Regions from separate parts of the Homo sapiens genome. Here all the other regions are linked to region 3. The links are chromatin loops, found by intact Hi-C in ENCODE. Cell type or tissue: ascending aorta. All regions are shown on one strand. Links, peaks and the distances in the headings refer to the core of each region. The heading gives the core; the rest is flanking DNA. Region 1 overlaps HPS5 (HPS5 biogenesis of lysosomal organelles complex 2 subunit 2). Region 2 holds the start of IGSF22 (immunoglobulin superfamily member 22). Region 3 holds the start of UEVLD (UEV and lactate/malate dehyrogenase domains).

Evidence for each region. Peaks named below come from ENCODE experiments on the same cell type or tissue, not always from the same donor. Only the 100,000 strongest peaks of a DNase experiment are listed, where the experiment ranks them.
Region 1: a loop joins it to region 3, with 2.6 times the contacts of the local background. A loop is called at or near these places in 5 of 110 quality-filtered maps.
Region 2: it touches region 3 in a loop (5-fold over the local background); 23 of 110 quality-filtered maps call a loop at or near these places.

Annotation. Positions count from the first base shown.
Region 1 is chr11:18,311,535-18,316,534 of GRCh38, reverse strand. It overlaps HPS5 (HPS5 biogenesis of lysosomal organelles complex 2 subunit 2), which reads left to right. Exons shown (of 23, transcript NM_181507.2): 3 at 4,511-4,621. Among named protein-coding and RNA genes, the nearest start is that of HPS5, 8.1 kb to the left of the region's middle. In ascending aorta, for the core only: no CTCF peak of the experiment used is centred there; a DNase peak (open chromatin) is centred at 2,283; H3K4me3 peaks cover 1,693 bases; H3K27ac peaks cover 4,593 bases.
Region 2 is chr11:18,719,895-18,727,511 of GRCh38, reverse strand. IGSF22 (immunoglobulin superfamily member 22) reads left to right here and starts at 1,324. Exons shown (of 23, transcript NM_173588.4): 1 at 1,324-1,438; 2 at 3,243-3,384; 3 at 5,471-5,602; 4 at 5,841-5,977; 5 at 7,227-7,326; 6 at 7,409-7,448. The coding sequence starts at 3,276. All of the region lies in intron 2 of IGSF22-AS1 (IGSF22 antisense RNA 1), which reads right to left. RefSeq lists an enhancer at 5,692-5,881. In ascending aorta, for the core only: a CTCF peak has its summit at 5,280; DNase peaks (open chromatin) are centred at 5,321, 5,751, 6,261 and 6,620; H3K4me3 peaks cover 1,967 bases; H3K27ac peaks cover 1,910 bases.
Region 3 is chr11:18,586,282-18,593,926 of GRCh38, reverse strand. It overlaps UEVLD (UEV and lactate/malate dehyrogenase domains), which reads left to right and starts at 5,193. Exons shown (of 12, transcript NM_001040697.4): 1 at 5,193-5,314. The coding sequence starts at 5,273. LOC112268073 (a long non-coding RNA gene) reads left to right here. Exons shown (of 4, transcript XR_002957242.2): 3 at 3,086-3,391; 4 at 3,647-3,834. RefSeq lists enhancers at 5,076-5,125, 5,031-5,325, 5,386-5,445, 5,486-5,635, 6,036-6,145. In ascending aorta, for the core only: no CTCF peak of the experiment used is centred there; a DNase peak (open chromatin) is centred at 5,156; H3K4me3 peaks cover 2,544 bases; H3K27ac peaks cover 1,610 bases.

The sequences.
Region 1 (5,000 bases), core at 1-5,000, 270 kb after region 3:
GAAACCATGATACTGACTTGCTTCATTTTTCCCCGTTAGTGTTCTTGCTGTCTTCTCTCAGAAAGTAATATATTTGATTGAAAATAAAATGGTATAAATGAGTATATCTCACAAAGACCAAGAGAAAACTGTCTCTTCATCTTCTGAAGGTTTGCTAAAAATCAGCTACTAAAAATAAGATTAATAGGAGAAAAGGCATATAAAATCTTATTTTCTTTTCTTTCTTTTTTTTTTCTTCTTTTGAAACAGGTTGTCTCTGTTGCTCAGGCCTAAGTGCAATGGGGAGATCCTAGCTCACTGTAACCTCAAACTCCTGGGTTCAAGTAATTCTCTTGCCTCATCCTCCTGAGCAGCTGGGACTAAACATACTCGATACCATGCCAGGCTAATTTTTAAAGTTTTTGTAGAGATGGGGTCTTGCTATGTTGCCCAGGCTGGAGTACAGTGGTGAGACCATAGCTCATGATAACATCGAACTCCTGGCCTCAAGCAATCATGTGCCTTGGCCTTTGGCTTCCCTAAAGCACTGGGATAACAGGAGGGAGCCACCATGCCTGGCTGTGTGTACCCTCTTTCATAGGGAAGTGGGGATATGGAGAATGTAGATGATTGTTTTGAGTGGCAATAAATCATTATGGAGAATGAATAGACCTAGCAAGTGGGAGGCAGACATGGGAAGGTGAGGGATGGAGCTGCATAGGAACAATCTGACTTATGCAGGTAAAATCCCCCAGATAAACTCTTGGAGCTACCTTCAGAAGAATAAATGAAAAGTCTATCTGGGCATGATGATGACTCCCGGTCTGTTGATTTTTCCTGGTTATTTGATGAGATCCTTAGGGAAAGGGTTTAGGACAATTGCATTTCTTTTGGAAGGAAGCTTTCTTTTTCTTTCTTTCTTTCTTTCTATTTTTTTTTTTTTAAGATAGAGTTTCACTCCCTTGCCTAGGCTGGAGTGCAGTGGCACGATCTTGGCTTACTGCAACCTCCACTTCCTGGGTTCAAGTGAGTCTTGTGCCTCAGCCTCCAGAGTAGCTGGGATTACAGGCACCTGCCACCACGCCCGGCTAATTTTTGTGTTTTTCGTAGAGACAGAGTTTCACCATGTTGGCCAGGCTCGTCCCAAACTCCTAGCCTCAGACAATCCTCTTGCCTCCTCCCAAAGTGCTGGGATTACAGGCATGAGCCATTGAGCCTGGCCCACTTTGGAAAGAAGCTTTCTTGGTCAGATAAGGAAATTCCTCTGGAGAGAGTCCCACTCTGTGCTTGGTGGAGAGGTGGAAACGAGACAAGGTTAAAGGGACTTTGGTTTTGAGGCAGCTTCTAAGAACTGTCAGCATGTCAAAGCTCCCTATTTTGGGGTATTGGTTGCTGAGCCCCAATAACCCCTTTACATTTTGAATAACATGTAGTTATACTAAGGTCATTCCAAAACAGGGAGTCTGGTGTAACCCTCGTTTTAGGGAGAAAAGCAAAAGTTAGTTAGCTCTGGGCAGAATGTCGACCTAAGAGGAAGAAGCTAAGAGGAAGAAGCTGCCCTGGCTTGGTGGCTCATGCCTGTAATCCCAGCAATTTAGGAGGCAGAAGTGGGAGGATTGGTTGAGCTCAGGAGTTTGAGACCGCTTGGGAAATATGGCAAAACCCCATCTTTACAAAAAATACAAAAATCAGCTGGACGTGGTGGTGGGTATCTGTGGTCCCAGCTACTCAGAAGGCTGAGTTGGGAGCATTGCTTGAGCCAGGGAGGTTGAGGCTACAGTGAGCTGTGATAGCTCCACTGCATTCCAGCCTGGGTGACACAGCAAGACCCTATCTCAAAAGGAATAAAAAAACCCAGAAAACAAAACAGACAAAGGCGAAAATAATATAAGCAGACAGTTTATTAGGGCCAAGCTTGAGGATTACAACCTGGGAACATAGATAAAAGTTGCTTTAAATATACACTTTGATTAGCAGCAGTTACAAGTGGATTATTTATTTATTTATTTATTTATTTATTTATTTTTGAGATGTAGTCTTGCTCTGTTGCCCAGGATGGAGTACAGTGGCACCATCTCAGCTCTCTGCAAACTCTGCCTCCCGGGTTCAAGTGATTCTCATGCCTCAGCCACCAGAGAGGCTAGGATTACAGGTGTGTACCATCATGCCTGGCTAATTTTTGAATTTTTAGTGGAGACGGGGTTTTGCCATGTTGGCCAGGCTTGTCTTGAACACCTGGCCTCAAGTAATCCGCCCGCCTCGGCCTCCCAAAGTGCTGGGTGGATTATTTTTTGAGACGGCTGGTCGGGGGAGGGGGGATGCGGTCTTACTATGTTGCCCAAGCTGGAGTGCAGTGGCTATTCACAGGCATCATAGCTGAGTCATAGCACACTGCAGTGCACTGTAGCCTTGAACTGGCGTCAGGCAGTCTTCTTGCCTCAGCCTCTCAAGTAGCTGGGACTACAGGCATGTACCACACCACATGGCCTGCCTAATTTTTATATATTTTTTAGAGATAGGGTTTCATTATGTTGCTGTAGCTGGTCTCAAACTCCTGGGCTCAGTGAGTCCTTCTGCCTTGGCCTCCCAAAGTGCTGGAATTACAGGCATGAGCCACCGCACCCGGCCTTTTTTTTTTTTTTTGAGACGGAGTCTAGCTCTGTCACCAGGCTGGAGTTCAGTGGCGCAATCTTGGCTCACTGCAACCTCCACTTCCTGGGTTCAAGTGATTCTACTGCCTCAGCCTCCCAAGTAGCTGGGATTACAGGCACGCACTGCCACACCCAGCTAATTTTTGTATTTTTAGTAGAGACGGGGTTTCACTTTATTGGCCAGGATGGTCTCGATCTCCTAACCTCGTGATCCGCCCACCTTGGCCTCCCAAAGTGTTGGGATTACAGGCGTGAGCCACTGCGCCTGGCCTGGATTTCTTAAAAATAAAAATGTTTAAATTAGGGCTGGAGTCTTATTCTGTTGCCCAGGCTGGTCTCGACATCCTGACCTCCCAAAATGTTGGGATTATAGGCATGAGCCACCTTGTCCAGCCCAAGTGGATTTTTAAAGGAAAAGAAGAGGCAGATTCTGAGTTGTTTAGCAAAAACTCATATTAAAATAACAAAAACTATTGATTGGCTATACATTGTTCTTTGTATCACAGATTTCAGTGACATGAAGGTAACAGGTGAGACAGCTAGTCAGTGACAAAATTACTTTAAACAATTGCCCCCAGGCGTGGGTGCAGAGAGTGGGTGCATGACTGATATCTCATATTCATTTCTGTCTGGGCCTGCATACTTCACATAGCTCAGACTGCCCTGAGCTATTTTTTTTTTTCCCTCAATAAGTATGTGTTTTGATTGTCCTTGGAATTCAAAGAACTATGTACTTCCTTCAATCTCTGAGTTATTTTGATTAAACTCAGGAATGATGTGGTAAAAAACAAAGTTTCATAACCAGTACCAAAGTAATTTCATTTTTATACTTTTGCTACTGCCCTAAAGGAGATACTAGCATCTGAGGAAAGGGAAAATAGGAAGTGATAGACAGTAATATGAGTAACAATTTTGAGGCTTGATATCAGTTAGACATTTTTTCAGCTGCAAATTACAGTATGGTGTAACATATTAATAGGAGCTTACGTGGTAAAGATGTTTATAATCTCATAGGAGGTTAGTGTTCTGGGTTTAGTGTAGTGGCCCAATGATATAACTGGCTCCCATTTTTCCTGTTCTACCATTGCACATATGTTAGCTTTTAGCTGCTTTTGCAATATGTGTCCTGTCTCCAGTCTTACTGTTCTCATTAACATCTCAAGAAAGTGGGGGCAAAGGGCAAAGGCTTTCTACAGGCTCTGCCTTTCATCTTTCATCAAGGCCTCAGCAGCCTTGGTCTTATTAGCTAGAATTGAGTTACATGACAACCCTTGGCAACTAGGGAACTGGGAAGGTGAATATTTAGGTTTTCCAACTTCTATGGTGAAAAGCAACAAAATTGAAGAAGATTGGGAATGTCTCTTAGTCAATCAACTAATAACTTTTACCACGGGGTATTGGGCACGGCATGACCACTGCATTCTCTGATGGAGTCTCACCTACCCTAAGACTTGTGGATGTTTTGTGGTGTTTGTACAGATTAGAAATGATTTAAATGAACGAATATTTAACCTGGTTGCTTTATCTTCTGGTAACTTCCTTGGTCTTCCATTGTTGTAGTCAGCATTGGAATGACCTAGCCAAATTACACAAAATATGAAGTCTTAACAGCCAGCGTTTGCCAAGGGAAAATTACTCATACAATGGAGCCTATTCAGCCTTTGTGAGATTCATTTAGAAGTTTAAAAACAAAATGTTCTTTCTTCAGTATTTTTTACTATTCTAGAACTAGAGAATAAGTGTCATATTGTGTCCATATGGGCAGAGGGTAAAGTGAGGGAAGGAGCCTGATGCATAAATCCTCAGTATTTATTTTCAGTGGATAGTCTATTTGGTTAAGTAGCTGTGATTATCTCACACTTCTCTTCACATGTTTTTAGTGCACGAGCATAGCTGTGTCTCGGAAATGGTTGGCTTTGGGCAGTTCAGGAGGAGGACTCCATCTCATTCAGAAAGAAGGCTGGAAGCACAGGCTTTTTCTTTCACACAGGGTAAGATTAAGGGCAGCTCTGTCATACACCATTTGGAGTCTCTTTCATAAATGCAAATTTCTCCAATATAAATAATCATTTGGAATAAAAGAATGTAGAACTTGGCTTGGTGCGGTGTCTCACGCCTGTAATCCCAGCATTTTGGGAGGCCAAGGCGGATGGATTACCTGAGGTCAGGAGTTGGAGACCAGCCTGGCCAACATGGTGAAACCCCGTCTCCACTAAAAACACAAAAATTAGCTGGGCGTGGTGGTGAGTGCCTGTAATCCCAGCTACTTGGGAGGCGGAGGCAGGAGAATCGCTTGAACCCAGGAAGTGGAGGTTGCAGTGAGCCGAGATCGCACCATTGCTCCCCAGCCTGGGCAACAGAGCGAGACTC
Region 2 (7,617 bases), core at 2,618-7,617, 130 kb before region 3:
GCAGCCCAGTAATTTCCCTTGTAAGGCCTGGGCTCAGAGTAGCTCCTCCCAAGGGGCCCAGGGAATCTGCATGTGGGCTGAGATCCTGAGCCATCCTGGACACTCCTGCTCTATTCTTGTCCCCTGCCCCCCTGGGATGGAGCAAAAGTAGCCATGATGCCACTGCTGGCAGGTGGGGGTCACCCCAGGGCAGAAGGAGGGGTCCAGGGCAAGGGTGCTGACCAACAAGTCCTTACAAGGTGCCAGAACCTTGGGTGGGATCCAGGGTCCAGGCATGCGGGGTGTGCTACAGATGATGAGAAAACAACAGGGTGGGCTGGACACGGTGGCTCACGCCTGTAATCCCAGCACATTGGGAGGCCGAGGGGTGGCAGATCATGAGGTCAGGAGTTCGAGACCAGCCTGACCAACATGGTGAAACCCCATCTCTACTAAAAATACAAAAATTAGCCGGGCGTAGCGGTGCACGCCTGTAATCCCAGATACTCAGGAGGCTGAGGCAGGAGAATCGCTTGAACCTGGGAGGCAGAGGTTGCAGTGAGCCAAGATCGTGCCACTGCATCCAGTCTGGGTGACAGAGACTCCATCTCAAAAAAAAGAAAAGAAAAGAAAACAACAGGTGGCTGAAGCAGCCCAGATGGAAGTCCTTGAGAAGAGGTGGCCATACTCTCCAGTCACCCTCAAGCAGAGACCTCCCCACAACCCCCGGAGGATGGGCCCTCCTACTCTTCTACCCAGATTAGGGAGATTGGGCTGTTGAAGTGGGAAGAGGAAGGAGACCTAACATTTCCCTGTTCTTCCCCAGGGTGGCCTTGTAAAGATACTCAGGCTGTGTATGAACCACACATAGGAGTGCAACATGAATGGGAACCCCTGGATTTGTGTAGCAACGCAGCAGATCCCAGAGGCCCTCCCCAGTTCACCGTGTCCCAGTCCCTGGAAAATACAGACCTGTTGCTTTGCTCCCTGAGCCCTGCTGGACTATGCATGCACCTGTACCTGAGTGTGTGCCTGTGCACACACACTACCCTGAGCCCCTCAGCTCAGAGAGGTCCTACCCAGCAGCAGTGAGAGCCAAAACCTGTACCACAAGGGAACAAAAAAAGTACCCCTGGACTGCCACCCTCAGCCTCCTTCCCGCCTGGCCTTCAGTGTTTCCCCCAGCCTGGATCCAGCTTTGCTTCCCGCCTCCCTTCTCCACCGCCCTCCCCCTCCCCCCACAACCAAGCAGTGTGCCATCTAGCTGAGACAGCTGCAGAGCCTGACTAAGGAATCGCCCCCAGGGGGCCAGACATTTAAGGAACAGATGACACTGGTAGCCTCACTGTTGGGGCAAAGGAAGAAGGAGACGGGCCACCCTACAGTCCAGGCACTAGCTGAGCCTCCAAAGCCGTGGACACAGCATTCGAGTGTTGGGAGGGACTGGTCAGTGCTGAAGGTAAGGCTCCCCTCCTCCCTCAGGAAGGGGACAAAGCTGACCACCTTCTGAGCCCAGAGGGGACTATAGGGTAGAGGGCAGGAATAGGAACAGGGGAGTAGTCTCAGAACCCAAAGGTAGAAGCAGCCCAGGCAGAGATATATTAGGGGGTGGAGAGAGGGAATAGAGTTTAACCCCTAACTACCTGGGTTAAAGAAGGCTTTGGAGCCCTCTGGGACGCCACTGGACTGGAGTCAAAAGCTAGGAGTCTAGTCTGAGTGACCTTGGACAGGTCATTTCTTTCAGACATCAGTTTCCTCATATACGAAATAGGACTTTAAAAACTGCAATGCTGGGCCAGGCGCGGTGGCTCACGCCTGTAATCCTAGCACTTTGGGAGGCTGAGGTGGGCGGATCACGAGGTCAGGTATTCGAGACTAGCCTGGCCAACATAGTGAAACGCCATCTGTACTAAAAATACAAAAAATTAGCCGGGTGTGATGGCGGGTGCCTGTAGTCCCAGCTACTCGGGAGCCTGAGGCAGGAGAATTGCTTGAACCTGGGAGGCAGAGGTTGTCGTGGGCCAAGATCGTGCCACTGCACTCCAGCCTGGGCAACAGAGCAAGACTCTGTCTCAAAAAAACAAAAACAAAAAAACTGCAATGCTGGCCACATGCAGTGGCTCACACCTATAATCCCAGCACTTTGGGAGGCCAAGGCAGGCGGATCAATCGAGGCTAGGAGTTTGAGACCAGCCTGGCCAACAAGATGAAACCCTGTCTCTACTGAAAACACAAAAATTAGCTGGGCATGGTGGCACGTGCCTGTAAACCCAGCTGCTGGGGAGGCTGAGGCAGGAGAATGGCTTGAATTCGAGAGGAGGAGGTTGCAATGAGCCGAGATCACCCAAAAAAAACCGCAATGCTGGTTAAATAAAACATTGAGAAAACATGGTGCTCTGAACAGGAATGAGGAAACGCTATCATCTGGTATGGAAAAAATCTCCAAGACACATTAAATGAAAAAAGAAAGGGTCAGAATAGTGTGTATAATGGGCTACCTTATGTGCTTTTTTAATTAAAAAAAAAAAAGGAAGATGATAAGAACACATGAGTTTTCCTATTTGCATGATGGAGGTCTAGAAGGAGCCTAGAGACTGGCTACCTGTTGCAATGGGGAAGGTTGTAAGATAGACGCAGGAGTGGGAGGGAGCCTGTCCATATGGATTTTTATATTGTTTTATTCTTTAACTATGTGATTGAATTACCAGTTCAAAGAAAAATGTAAGAAAAACTAAACCTTTGCCTTTACCATGTCGCAAACACAAGCAGAATTGTAGTGATGTTTTGTCATCTGTTTTAGCATTCCACCAGTGCCGGGGTCCCCAGGGCCCAGGAATAAGAGACACAGCTTCCTTCTAAAGCCCACTCCAGTATGGCTTAGTCAGGAAGTTCTTTCTTAGGTCTGACTGCATTCCCTCCTGATGAAACATCCAGCACTGCCTCCTTAGTGCCATGTAGCTATCAATAGGTATCCTCAACTCCCTCCAGGCCTTACTTGGTTGGCTGGGTAAGTCTAAGCCCTATAACCTCTCCCTCTGAGACCCTGGAATAGTTTGGAGTTACTCAGTGAGAGGACAGGCCTATTGGGTCTGGTAACTAACCAGGAAAAGGAAGCTAGGAAATGAAGAAAAGAGAGCTCGACTGCTCTCCTGGCCCTCTCCTGTGTGCTTCCATCTCCTCTTATGTCTGAACACACACATAACATCTCTGAATCTCCCTCCTACTCCCTGTCTTGTCCTTCATGGCCTCATCCTCTTCCCCAGTCTCACAGGTGAGTGCCCACGCCTGCTGTCACCATGACAACCATTCACAGCCGGCAGATGCTGCAGGAGCACGTGTCCATGGAGTTCTCCAGCTCCACCACCCACGTGCAGACCTTCTCCCAGACAACCAAGATCGTGGGAGGCAAGTGGAATGGGGGCAGGGAAGGGATCGGGAAGGGCAGCTATTCTTCCTCCACACCCATCCCTTGGGTGGCCCCAGTTTTGCCACTAATGGGCCCCTCTGGAGCCCACAATACCAACAGCAACCCCCACCCAACGTGTGCTTCTAATCTTGGCTTTGTTAAAGCTTCAGCCAGCTGGATGTTCAACACAGATCAGATCTCCAGGAAAACAGCTTAGAAAAGATCAATCATGTGGATGTGTGTGAATGATTGATAAACTCTTAATTGCTGAAGGAGATCAGAGCCATAGGTGAACAGATTCTATCTCCAAAGGTAGAATTTCAGGCATAGGGGAAATTAGGAAGGTAGCCACCTTATCTACATATCAGTAATGCTGACCCTGCTCCACTTAAGAAATAGGAGACTTGGGGCTACCAGTGGAGAAAGAAGGTGAACACATAAACAAGAAGGTGACCTTACCTTCCAGGCTTTTAGCCCTCTGGGGCCAGACTTGGAAGAGGGCAGATCCAAGGGAAAGCTGAGAAATGGTCTCAGAGCTGAACAGAGTGTTTTAGTCACGTCTCTAGTGGAAAGAGATTAAAAGATGGCCGGGGGCCAAGACATTGGATACCCCTTCTCACAGTCATTGCCCCTCCCTCAAAGCCTCAAAGGGATAGAGTCCCTCAAAGTCCTCCGTGCACAGAGGTCAAGGCCAGATAAACACTCTATACCAACCAACACCTCCTGGCCAGTGAGGCAGAGCAAGTGGAACAGCTGGGACTCAAGGCCTATGGTCTAGACCAGAAGTTCCAAACTCAAGTGATTTACAGCAGTGATTCTCTGCTGTGGCCGCACATCAGAGTCACCTTAGTGCAGGGGGTGTGAGGAGGGCAAAAATATGGCAGTACCTGAGTCTCACCCCAGACCATTCAATCAGGTATTTCTTATAAAGTTCTCCATGGATTATATATGTGCAGCCAAAGCTGTAGACCACTGACCAACAGGGCCCAGGCAGGGAACATAAATGTGGGGAAAAGACTGGGGTAAACTAGAGACTGTATATCCCATCTAAAGGGGCAGCCACTATTCACCTCCCACTGACTGTTGCCATATGGGAATACAGGTTCAGTGTTGAGAATCCAGAAATCTGAATTTTTATGTGAAATCTTTCTCTTTCAGATGTAGGGCTACTTTTTTGTTTAAACATTGTGGAGGTCACATAAAAGACATCTGCAGGCCAGGTGTCCACTGCACTCTGCCTGTTTGAGACCTCTTGTTAGTATTTAAAAGCAGGCCATGAGAGCTTCTTAACACACTTTTCCCCCTCTGTCAGATTAGTGGGATAATAAAGGCACCTACTTCAGTGGGATGCTGTGAAGATGGAATAAAATCATCTCTGATATGTGCCTAGCACAGTTCCTGACTCAAGGAAAGTGTTCCATGATTCAGAGCAATTGTTGTGAATTGATAACTCACCAGCCAAGAAGATTGTCTGTAGTTTTATACTGCAAAAACAGTTTTTTTTGTTTTCCAAATATAAAATTATATTTCCACATTGAAGATGTGCTTTCAGATAAGGATATTCCCATATATAGCTCCACTGGAGTGGGACTGTGTCGTGTCCTGTCCCTCACTCAAGAATCACTACTCCCAAGGCAATGAATGCTGAACCCACAGAATGGCAGGGAGAAAATCTAGAGCAGAGCTCAGCCAAGCTGCAGACCTCCCAGGCAGAAGCAGGCCTAGCCCCTCTTAATGCTACTGGGGGACCAGGACTTCCAGGAGAGAAGCCTAAGAGACCAAGAAAATTCCAAAAGAGAAGCCTCCTTTAAAAAAAAAAATTAGGACTCAGGGCTGTGGCCCCATAAAGGTAATGGACCACTGAGGTGTGGGAAAGGAGTTCGCCTCCCCTAGTGGTTGAAACTTGCCATAACACAATGGCCCATCGACTCACCCTGCTTTCTCCCCATGTAGCTGGTCCTGCTCCCACTTCCCTAAATGCTCTTTGTTCCCATGCTCCACCGTCCTCTCAAGAAAGCTCTGTCCTCCCATCGCGAGCTGGGCTTCTACCTGGAGCCCATTCTGACCTCTCGCCTGCCCCCACAGAGGAGGTCGTGAGGAGGAAGTCCTCGAGCATAGTGGAGTTCTTCAGCTTAGTGACCCGGAGCTCAAACATCCCTGCGGGCGACAGCGTCCCTGAGTTCGTGGAGAAGCCTCAACCGGTCACCGCGCCCGAGGGTGTGTTGCTGCCTGTGGCTCACCGGGCTCCAGTGCTTCGCTTTCTAATCGAGTGCCCCCACCCTCCGTCCTACCCCAACGACCTCCAATGCTAAACCCTGGCAGAGCCTGGCCGAGGGTTCCTCCCCTGCCCGGGGCCAGGCCCAGGTGTCTGGGAGGAGGCAGAGAGCCGGCAGAGGGTGGCAGAGGCTCTAGCCTGGTGGCTAAGAGGCGAAAACGCGTCCTGTGCTCATCGCAGGGGACAAAGCCGTGTTCCGAGCCCGGGTGCAGGGGAACGCCAAACCCCACATCTCCTGGAAGAGGGAGAGCGGCATCCCCATCAAGGAGTCCGCCAAGATATTCTACGACAGCATTAACAAGGAACACGTGCTGAAGGTGCGGGGGCCAAGCCCAAGTCCAGTTACCGAGAAGGCCAGAGGCAGGGACCCCCAGGGCGGGCCGCCAGTCTTCTCACCGATGAGAGCCTTAACGGCGGCCCGAGAGCCGGGCAGTGGGAAAAGCAGCTGTCATTGCCCGAGAGGCGCGGCAGGATAAGAGAGGCCGAGTCAGGAACCGGGATATTGCCGGAATGAGCAGAGGACCCAAAGTACCCCCGGGGCAGAGCAGAGCAGGGGCAGAGCCAGAACGTGGCGGGGCGGGACGCAATGGAAGCGAAGGGGCGTGTCCACAAGGCGAGTGAGCCAAAAGGAACGCGGGACCAAGACGGTGGGCGTAGCCATGGAGGGCGGGACCATTGTGGGTGGCGAGGTGCCGGAGGGACTCGCCGTAGAGTAGGGGTGAGGGTCAGGGGCTCCGGGCTCTTCAGCTGAACCCTCCCCAAGGACCGACCATCCTTAGGTCTAACCAGCTTCTGGATCACTTTCTGAGAGCTGGGCCTACCCAGCTGTAACCCCTGGCTCCAGGCCCTTCGAGGAAAGGGAGGGATGGATCACGGGGAGATCTAGGCCTATAATTACTTATGATCCTATAATCACTCGGGTCCTGACCCGATTTCCCGTTGTGAAAGGCAAAGAGCCTCCTTTTTTCCCCACAGACAGAAGTAGTCTGCTCCCAAAGACCCATCATCACTGGACCCTAAGCCCCCCACAGCACACACGAGCTGCCCCAGTCCCCCTGATGGCCACCTCTTACACAAGCTCATTCATTCAGCAGACACTTTCTGAGAGCCTTGGCTTCTGAGAGCCTAGCAGGCTTCTGCAAGCACCATGCAGACGGGCATCAAGTCAGCCTTACTCACCACTGTTCCTTCTGGGGCTCAGCCCAGTGTCTGGTACAGAGGAGTAAATTGTATTAAATGAAGTCTCAGCCAGATGATGCCAGAAACTGCAGATAGAGTTACAAGGCAGGGGAAGCCCTGCCTTCTGGGAGCTCACAGCCAAGGGGGAGAGTCCGATGGAGAAGCAGACAGTTTTATTGCTATGGAATCAGGCTACAAACATGCATACTCACACTGACTGCTAGCTGGTACCTCCAAATCATACAGGCTGCTCAATCCTCCACACATATACCCAACAGTCAGTTCCTATTGTCCCCTAAAAAAAAAAAAGGCCTCCTACCTTATCTGACAGAAAGTCTCCCTGTGGTTCCTTTTCCTTCCCCCACTAATGGCCGGACTTTGATCCAGCTGGAGCCACTGACTTCGGATGACTCTGACAACTATAAGTGCATTGCAAGCAATGACCATGCAGATGCCATCTATACCGTATCTCTGCTGGTAACAGAAGGTGAGTTGGCCCCTTCCTCTTGGCCTTTCTTCTTAGGGACCAGACTCCCCCTGTCTGAACCTGTCCCTCTGTCTATCCTCAGGTCAAGAGAAAATGGACTTCAAAAAGATGCTGAAGAAGAGGTGAGGCTGGCAGGTCCTTCTGCCCAAGATATTGTCTCCTCATCCAGGCCAAAGCCTCTCAAAGGCCTCTCAACAAGGCCCTGAGTTCCAAGAATCCATGGAGTAGGGAGGGGTTTCTCAAGGTTGGAGAGGCATTGTGTACAAGCTTAGTCCCTTCCTCCTTCTCCTA
Region 3 (7,645 bases), core at 2,646-7,645:
AACCTGGGAGGCAGAGGTTGAAATAAGCAGAGACTGCAGCACTGCACTCCAGCCTGGGCGACAGAGGAGACTCTGTCTCAAAAAATAATAAAATAAAATAAAATAAAATAAAATCCTTACAAAAAGAATTAGCTTAAGAAAAATTGCAGTTTTAATTCACAATATCATAAAAACATAGGTTGTTACAAAGGATATTTCAGGAAGAATGACCTGAGATACAAAATTGCTGTCAATGAACACAACAGTTAAGTTCTATACATTTAAGAAGTATATGATAGGCCAGGTGCGGTGGCTCACTCCTGTAATCCTAGCACTTTGGGAGGCAGAGGTGGGTGGATCACCTGAGGTCAGGAGTTCGAGACCAGCCTGACCAACATGGTGAAATCCTGTTTCTACTAAAAATTCAAAAATTAGCCAGGTATGGTGGTGCACACCTGTAATCTCAGCTTCTCGGGAGGCTACAACAGGAGAATCACTTGAACCCAGGAGGCAGACGTTGCAGTGAGCCAAGATTGTGCCACTGCACTCTAGCCTGGGCGACAGAGCAAGACTCCATCTCAAAAAAAAAAAAAAAAAAGAAGTATATGATAAGAATACATATATGTGTGATATCTGGAATAACAAGGTTTTGTCCCCTAATATGTCTGCTAGGGCCAATAATCATGAAAGCAACAAAGGGTATAAAGAGAGATCAGAAGTACAGCACCAAAAAAAAAAAAAAACAAGCTCTAATTTTAAACAAGCCATTTTTGTGTTTTTTCTAAAACTTACAAAGATGCAGCATATACACTTTTCCCATTTCTTAGTTTGGGACATTTTTGCCCCTTTTAACATTATTAACATCTTTGTACATATATCCTGAGTACTTTTATTTCTGTAAGACAGATTCCCAATGTGGCATTATGGGGTCAAAGGTCCAAGACTACTCTGCCCAAAGGTTGTAGCAAATTATGATCCCACCAACGACACTTGGGGTCTAGCAGACTTCAGTAAATCTACAAACATTCCAGAAACTGGACACAAAACAAACTGTATACATGAGTATGTATACAGGGACAGGTCTATATCTTCAACAGATTTTTTTTTGAGACACGATCTTGCTCTGTCACCCAGGCTGGAATGCAGTGGCACAAACACAGCTCAGTGCAGCCTCAGCCCCCTGGGCGCAAGAGATCCTCCTGCTCTAGTTTCCCAAGTAGCTGGGATTACAGGTGTGCACCACCATGCCCGGCTAATTTTTAAATTTTTTGTAGAGTTGGGTCTACAAAACAGACTGGTCTCAAACTCCTGGGCCGAAGTGATCCTCCTGTCTTAGCCCCAGAGTGTTGGGATTACAGGAGTGGGCCACTGAGCCCGGTCTCAACAGACGTTTTAAAAAAAAGTCTGAAGCCCAGATAAGGCTGAGAACTAGTACACTATACCTTCTTCTCCTTAAGGCATTGATCACCTTATACGTTCATTCATTCTGCAAACTTTCCACTGCAGGTTCTTTATATCTGGCTTTCTACATATAAGAAGGAATATATGCATAAATAATTATGCTAGGCACTGGGAATATAGAGATGAATGAGATTCAACCCCTATTTGCCAGGGCCTTACAGTATCTGAGGACAGAAAGAGGAGTGGAGATGGAGGTAGACAGGTACAAAAGTATAATAAAACACTCCTGGCAGCTACTAAGGTATGAGGCAAGGAAGAAGACAATGTACTTGGGGAAGAGTGAATGTTTCAGCCTAACTGGATTATAGGATCTAATAGCACCAGTTTCAGGAGATGAGGGTAGCCTGGTGGTCAGGATGGAAGTCAAGGGAGAGGCTTAAAAAAAAAAGCCAATTTCAGTACTACACAGCCTTTCTCTTGTAACTGCATAGCAATATAAGCACATAATTCAGACTTTGTAGACCTTTTTTTTTTTGATGGAATCTCACTCTGTTGCCCAGGCTGAATACAGTGGCAAGATCTCGGCTCACTGTAACCTCTGCCTCCCAACTTCAAGCAATTCTCCCTCCCTCAGCCTCCCAAAGAGCTGGGATGAAAGGCACCTGCCGCCACATCCAGCTAATTTTTGTATTTTTAGCAGAGATGAGGTTTCGCCATGTTAGCCAGGCTGGTCTCGAACTCCTGACCTCAGATGATACGCCTGCCTGGGCATCCCAAAGTGCTGGGATTACAGGCATGAGCCACCACACCTGGCTGATTTCCTAGACTATTATTAATCACAAAGTGTCATCACAATTTCACCCACAGTGAGAGGCACTATAACATGTAGTTTAGGAAGACAGTCTTTGACATCATCTTCTGCAGTAATTTAACCTTAGTCTTTGGTTTCCCTATCTGTAAAATGGAGACAATTATATACATATCCTCTATTTCACATTTACATTCTTTTCAAATAGGTGTGTTAAAATCAGTATGTATGTTTAATTTTGTAGTTTTCTTCTCCCCCCAAAAGCTATCATTAATACATCTCTTATTCAACAGAACCTCAGAAACAAGTAAAATAGGTAATATAACAATACACCTCAATTTTCTTATCAGTAAAATTGAGGTAATAATTCTATCCAGGTCATAGGGTCTTATGAAGATGAACGGAGATAAAGCACATAAAACTCTTAGCAGTATACCTTCCACAAAGGAAATGCTACATACACACACACACACTCACTCACTCACACTCTCTCTGGCATAAAGTGTGCATAGTGACTAGACCAGAAGAGAATTGGTTTGGTTGGAAGGCCTCTTTCATAAAAGGCTCTTTCATAAAAGATGGAAGAATCTTGCTCTGGCCTTGCTGCTAACTGGTATCTTTTCCTTATACCACGGATTTCTGGCAGGATCTATTAGAATTTGGAGCCCCTGGCAGTTCTACTGTTTTAAGGTTGGTTAGATCTGGCTGAGATGCACTTAACAGCCCTTCTATCAGCTTTTCTCTGTAATCTTCCTCCTACCTTGTCTTCTGGCCTACTCTTGCCTGACACTACTGCCTCTTCACAACACTGCAGAGTTATTAATATTTTTTTAAAGCTCAGTCAGATCATGTCACTGTTCTGTTCGAAACCTCCCAGTGGCTTTCTCTTTCTCCCAGATTAAAAGCCTGAGAAAGGAAGAGGCAGGCCCTGACATCTGAGAGCTGGTCTGACACAGCTAGACTTCAGGGTTGTTAGAAGCTGGCCTGATGCTCACAGCTTGGCCCAGTTATTCTTCTGTGGGACATAATCTCACAGAACACCAACATGAGACAAGGTCAGTCAGACTATAAAAAAGGGACACAACAACAAGGCCATTTCAAAATTGTGTCTAAGCAGAGACAAGAGAGCAAGGTCACTGTGCAAGCCATGAAATACCAAACGTCCTTCTCTGCTATTATGAGTGACTGCTGCTTCTTTACTAGGTATAGCTTTATCCTCACTCTAGTCTGTCCATCTTATAGACAATACTTATTCAGATACCTAGTCACAGAAATGTCCCTGCTTTCTGACAGCACCCAATCCAGGGTGAAGCCTGGCTTTCTTGAGCCCTCCCGCAAATCGCCCAAATTCTATAATAGGTTCTCTCACCCTCACCAAGCTGTCCCAATGGTCCTCCACAACACCTGCTTCCTCACTGCAAGAACTATTAATAATGAACTCAACTTGTTTAAGCACAGGTGTGTTCCTGATGGTCTCTGGCTGGAGGGCAGGGACAGGCCAGAGTCCTTACAATTGTCTACAAAGTCCCACAGTGGTTCTTGGACTTCATCACCCATCAGAATCATCTGGAAGAATTGTTAAAAGAGAATTGCTGGTCCCCAACCCCAGAGCCTGTGATTGAATAAAGCTGGGGTTGAGGTCTTAGCATCTGCATTTCTAACAACTCCCAGCACCTGAGGCTGCAGATCTGGGGCTCACACTAGAAGACTCACTTCTCTAAACCACTTGTTCCCCCGTCTTATTTCCCTGACTTAGCCTCCTTGTCTCCACTCCCATCTTACTTCATTCTACTCCAGCCACACTGGCCTCCTTGCTGTGTTGAGCCTCCCTGGGCACATGCCTTAGGCTACTGCTTTGTCTGCACTCGGATTCGTAACACTTACTCCCTCACCCCTCAGTGAGACCTACCCCAATCTCCCTACCCTTTTCAGAATTTATTCTCCACAACACGTAATCAACCTTCTGACATGCTGAATAATTTACTTATTACATTTATTGTTTTGCTCTCTCTCTGCTAATAAAGGAATGACACCCTTAAGACATCAGCTATCTGAGTGTATTTTGTTCACGGCTGTATCCTGAGACCTGGAAAAATAGCTGGCAAGTAGTAGATGCTCAACAAAAACTTTCTGAATGAATGTTCCTTCCAGCTTTTCAGCTTCTTCTCCTGAGTCAGGGCAGCACTCCCTTCAGATCTTCCTATAAATACAATCTCTCTCCTATATGTCCAACCTCTTGACAATTACAATATCCAGCTCCTGGGACTTTTCGCTTCAGTGGCTCAGGCCAGGGATACAGGGCAGGTAAGTCAGCCATGGGCCAAGGAGATCAAACAACGCCAGAAAATTACTGTATCCTGCATCTCTTCTTCACCCACCTTCTCCAGATGACCTTATCCACCCATCTCCCTCCTCTCTTGTTTTCCAACTATTTGTTCACCTGGATTTCTCCTCTCTTTGACCACCAACATTGTTATGGCACCCCTAAAAAAAATAAAAAAAGCAACCACTCTCCCCGTGCTAAGCCACCCTCATGCTGGGGCTGTCCTATCTCCGCTTCTCCGGCAAGGCTCCTCCTGACTTTGTTTTTCCTTTCTACTCCCTGAAATTTTGCTTCTGAAGTTCCATTACCGCCTCCTTCCTAAATTCAACTGCAATTTTCGGTCTTGCTCTTTCCTGATACACTGTGGAATTTAATACATCTGTCTGGAAACTCTTCAAGAACACCGCGTGTTGCCTCTACCTCCTTTAGTGCTTCTACTCCGGTCCTTCCTAGTCTTCTCTTCATAAGTGTCCCCAAGTTTCCTTCCAGGAAGATGGGTCGTGGTTTCCTTGACGCCAATGCGTTTCTGGCCGTGCCCTCGTCACTTGCCCACTCCGGGGTCACGAAGGAGAGGCCCCGGATTCCGGGCGCAGCCGCGGCTGAGCCCGGGGCGTTGAATGCGGGTGGAATTTCCAGTCTGGGAAGGGGCGGGGCCTTGGACCGCCGGGAAGTTTGGTCCTCAGCGGCTTCCGTCCTGCAGCAAGTCCGGAAGAAGGTCCGGGGGCTGGAGTCCTGGGACCTAGCTCGGGACCGGCCTGGAGATGGAGTTCGACTGCGAGGGCCTGAGACGGCTGCTTGGCAAGGTGCGGGCAGTCCGCTGGGCCAGTTTGGGTCCTCAGGGTCTTGCGGGGGGTGCCTCTGCCTTTGGCCAGGTTGCCTCCGTTTTGCGTTTCCCGGCTTGTAGTGGGGCTTGGAGCCGGGGCGGCTGGTCTGAAACCGGCTATGGGGCGCGGCCCCAGGGAGGCTGAGGGGACCTGGATTCTGATTTCTCCCGCAACTCTGAGGTTTCCCAACCTCCACCTGGTGCGAGCCCTCCTCATACCCCCAGCTTCACTGACCTCAAACAGCTCCCAGCACACGCCTAACCACGCCTTTCTCTCTTTCTCTCTGCTGAAATGGTCTGCCTTTTTTTTCTTTTTTCTTGAATTGCAAAGCTCATCCTTTGTAAGACCCAACTCAGTCACTCCCTGTAAGATTGAATCAACCCTTCTGTTTTGAAAGATATCGATTATCACATTGTGGAGTAATTATGTATTTACAAACCGTAATCTTGCTGTGAGCCCCTTTGACTGCAGACATTGTGCTTTTGTATTCCCTTCCTCTAGCCACTATGTTTGACAACACCATAGGTACTAAGTAACTGTGCAGTGAATGAAAGACCTGAGTAGATTTAGAGATGAAGACAGAGCTTGAAGGCCCTGGAGAGATCTTAATGTTGGAAGGCTGGGGAGTAGGCGGGCCGACCTAGAAATCTGACCTATATTTCTGAGACCTGACTAGCCTGAGTTTCCGGTGTACAATCTGAGGGAATCCCCGCCAATTTTCTAGTTAAGAAGACTAGTTTTCACCAGTTTCCTAGTTAAGGTGGTTTTTTGTTTTTTGTGTTTTTTTTTTTGACAGAGTCTTGCTCTGTCCCCCAGGCTGGAGTGCAGTGGTGCGATCTAGGCTCACTGCAACCTCCACCTCCCGGGTTCAAGCCGATTCTCGTGCCTCAGCCTCCCAAGTAGCTGGGACTACAGGCGCGTGCCACCATGCCTGGCTAATTTTTGTATTTTAGTAGAGATGGGTTTTCACCATGTTGGCCAGTCTGGTCTCGAACTCTTGACCTCAAGTGATCCACTCGCCTGAGCCTCCCAAAGTGGTGGAATTACAGGTATGAACCACCGCACCCGGCCTTAAATAATTCTTAATGCTTCTTAAGACTTCCTAATGCAGAAACCATAGTTTATGCCATTTTTGTTATACTTGCCTCTTTCTTTGTTGGGGCAGTTTACATACCCGTGGGAGGTTTTGAAGTCCTAAGATTGAAATTGTTTATGTAAGTGACTTGAATGAATTTATCTACTGCGACAGGTGCAGATCTTGTAGGAAGAGAAGTATCATAATGCTACCCTTTCTGTCTCCTCTTCAGAGCATGTGAAATTAAAAGAACCATTCAAGTTTTAATGTGCAGAGGATGATGGATTGTCCGATGGGAAGAATTGTTCAAGTTAAGATTCAAACATAGAGCATATTTTTGGTGGCACTGGAATGAAGGAAAAGAAGAGAGACAATGGTTTTTTCAAGGGTGAGAGTAGAATAGTAGAGGATTTTTTTTTCCCCATCAGTGCATAGCATAGAGTCTGGCACATAGGTAGCTTATTATTATTATTACTGTTTGTTTTGAGACGGAGTCTCGCTCTGTCACCCAGGTTGAAGTGCAGTGGCGCGATCTCTGCTCACTGCCATCTCCGCCTCCTGGGTTCAAGCGATTCTCCTGCCTTAGCATCCTGAGTAGCTGGGACTACAGGCGCCCACCACCAAGCCCGGCTAATTTTTTTTGTATTTTTAGTAGCGACGAGGTTTCGTCATATTGGCCAGGCTGGGGTAGCTTATTATTAATAAGTATTTGTTGGCTGTATAAATTAAGGAAACCAATCAGAAACAAGTCAGTGCAGCAAATATATGAAGTTTCCTGACCATTCACTGCAGTCTGCAAATAATATTGTTTAATATCTAGAAATAATTTTAGTCTAGGCACAGTTACTCATGCCTGTAGTCCCCGCTACTTGAGAGGCTGAGGCAGGAGAATAGCTTGAGCCCTGGTGTTTGAGTATGCAGAGAGCTATGATTGTGCCACTGCTTGCCAGCCTGGGAGACAGAACGAGACCGTGTCTCTAAAAAGTAGAAATAAATGTAAGGCCAGGCACGGTAGCTCACGTCTGTAATTCCAGCACTTTGGGAGACCGAGGCGGGTAGATCACCTGCGGCCAGGAGTTCGAGATCGGCCTGTCCAACATGGTGAAACCCCATCTCTACTAAAAATACAAAAAAATAAGCCAGGCGTGGTGGCCCGCTCCTGTAATCCCATCTACTCGGGAGGCTGAAGCAGGAGAATCACTTGAACCTGGGAGGTGGAGGTTACAGTGGCCCAA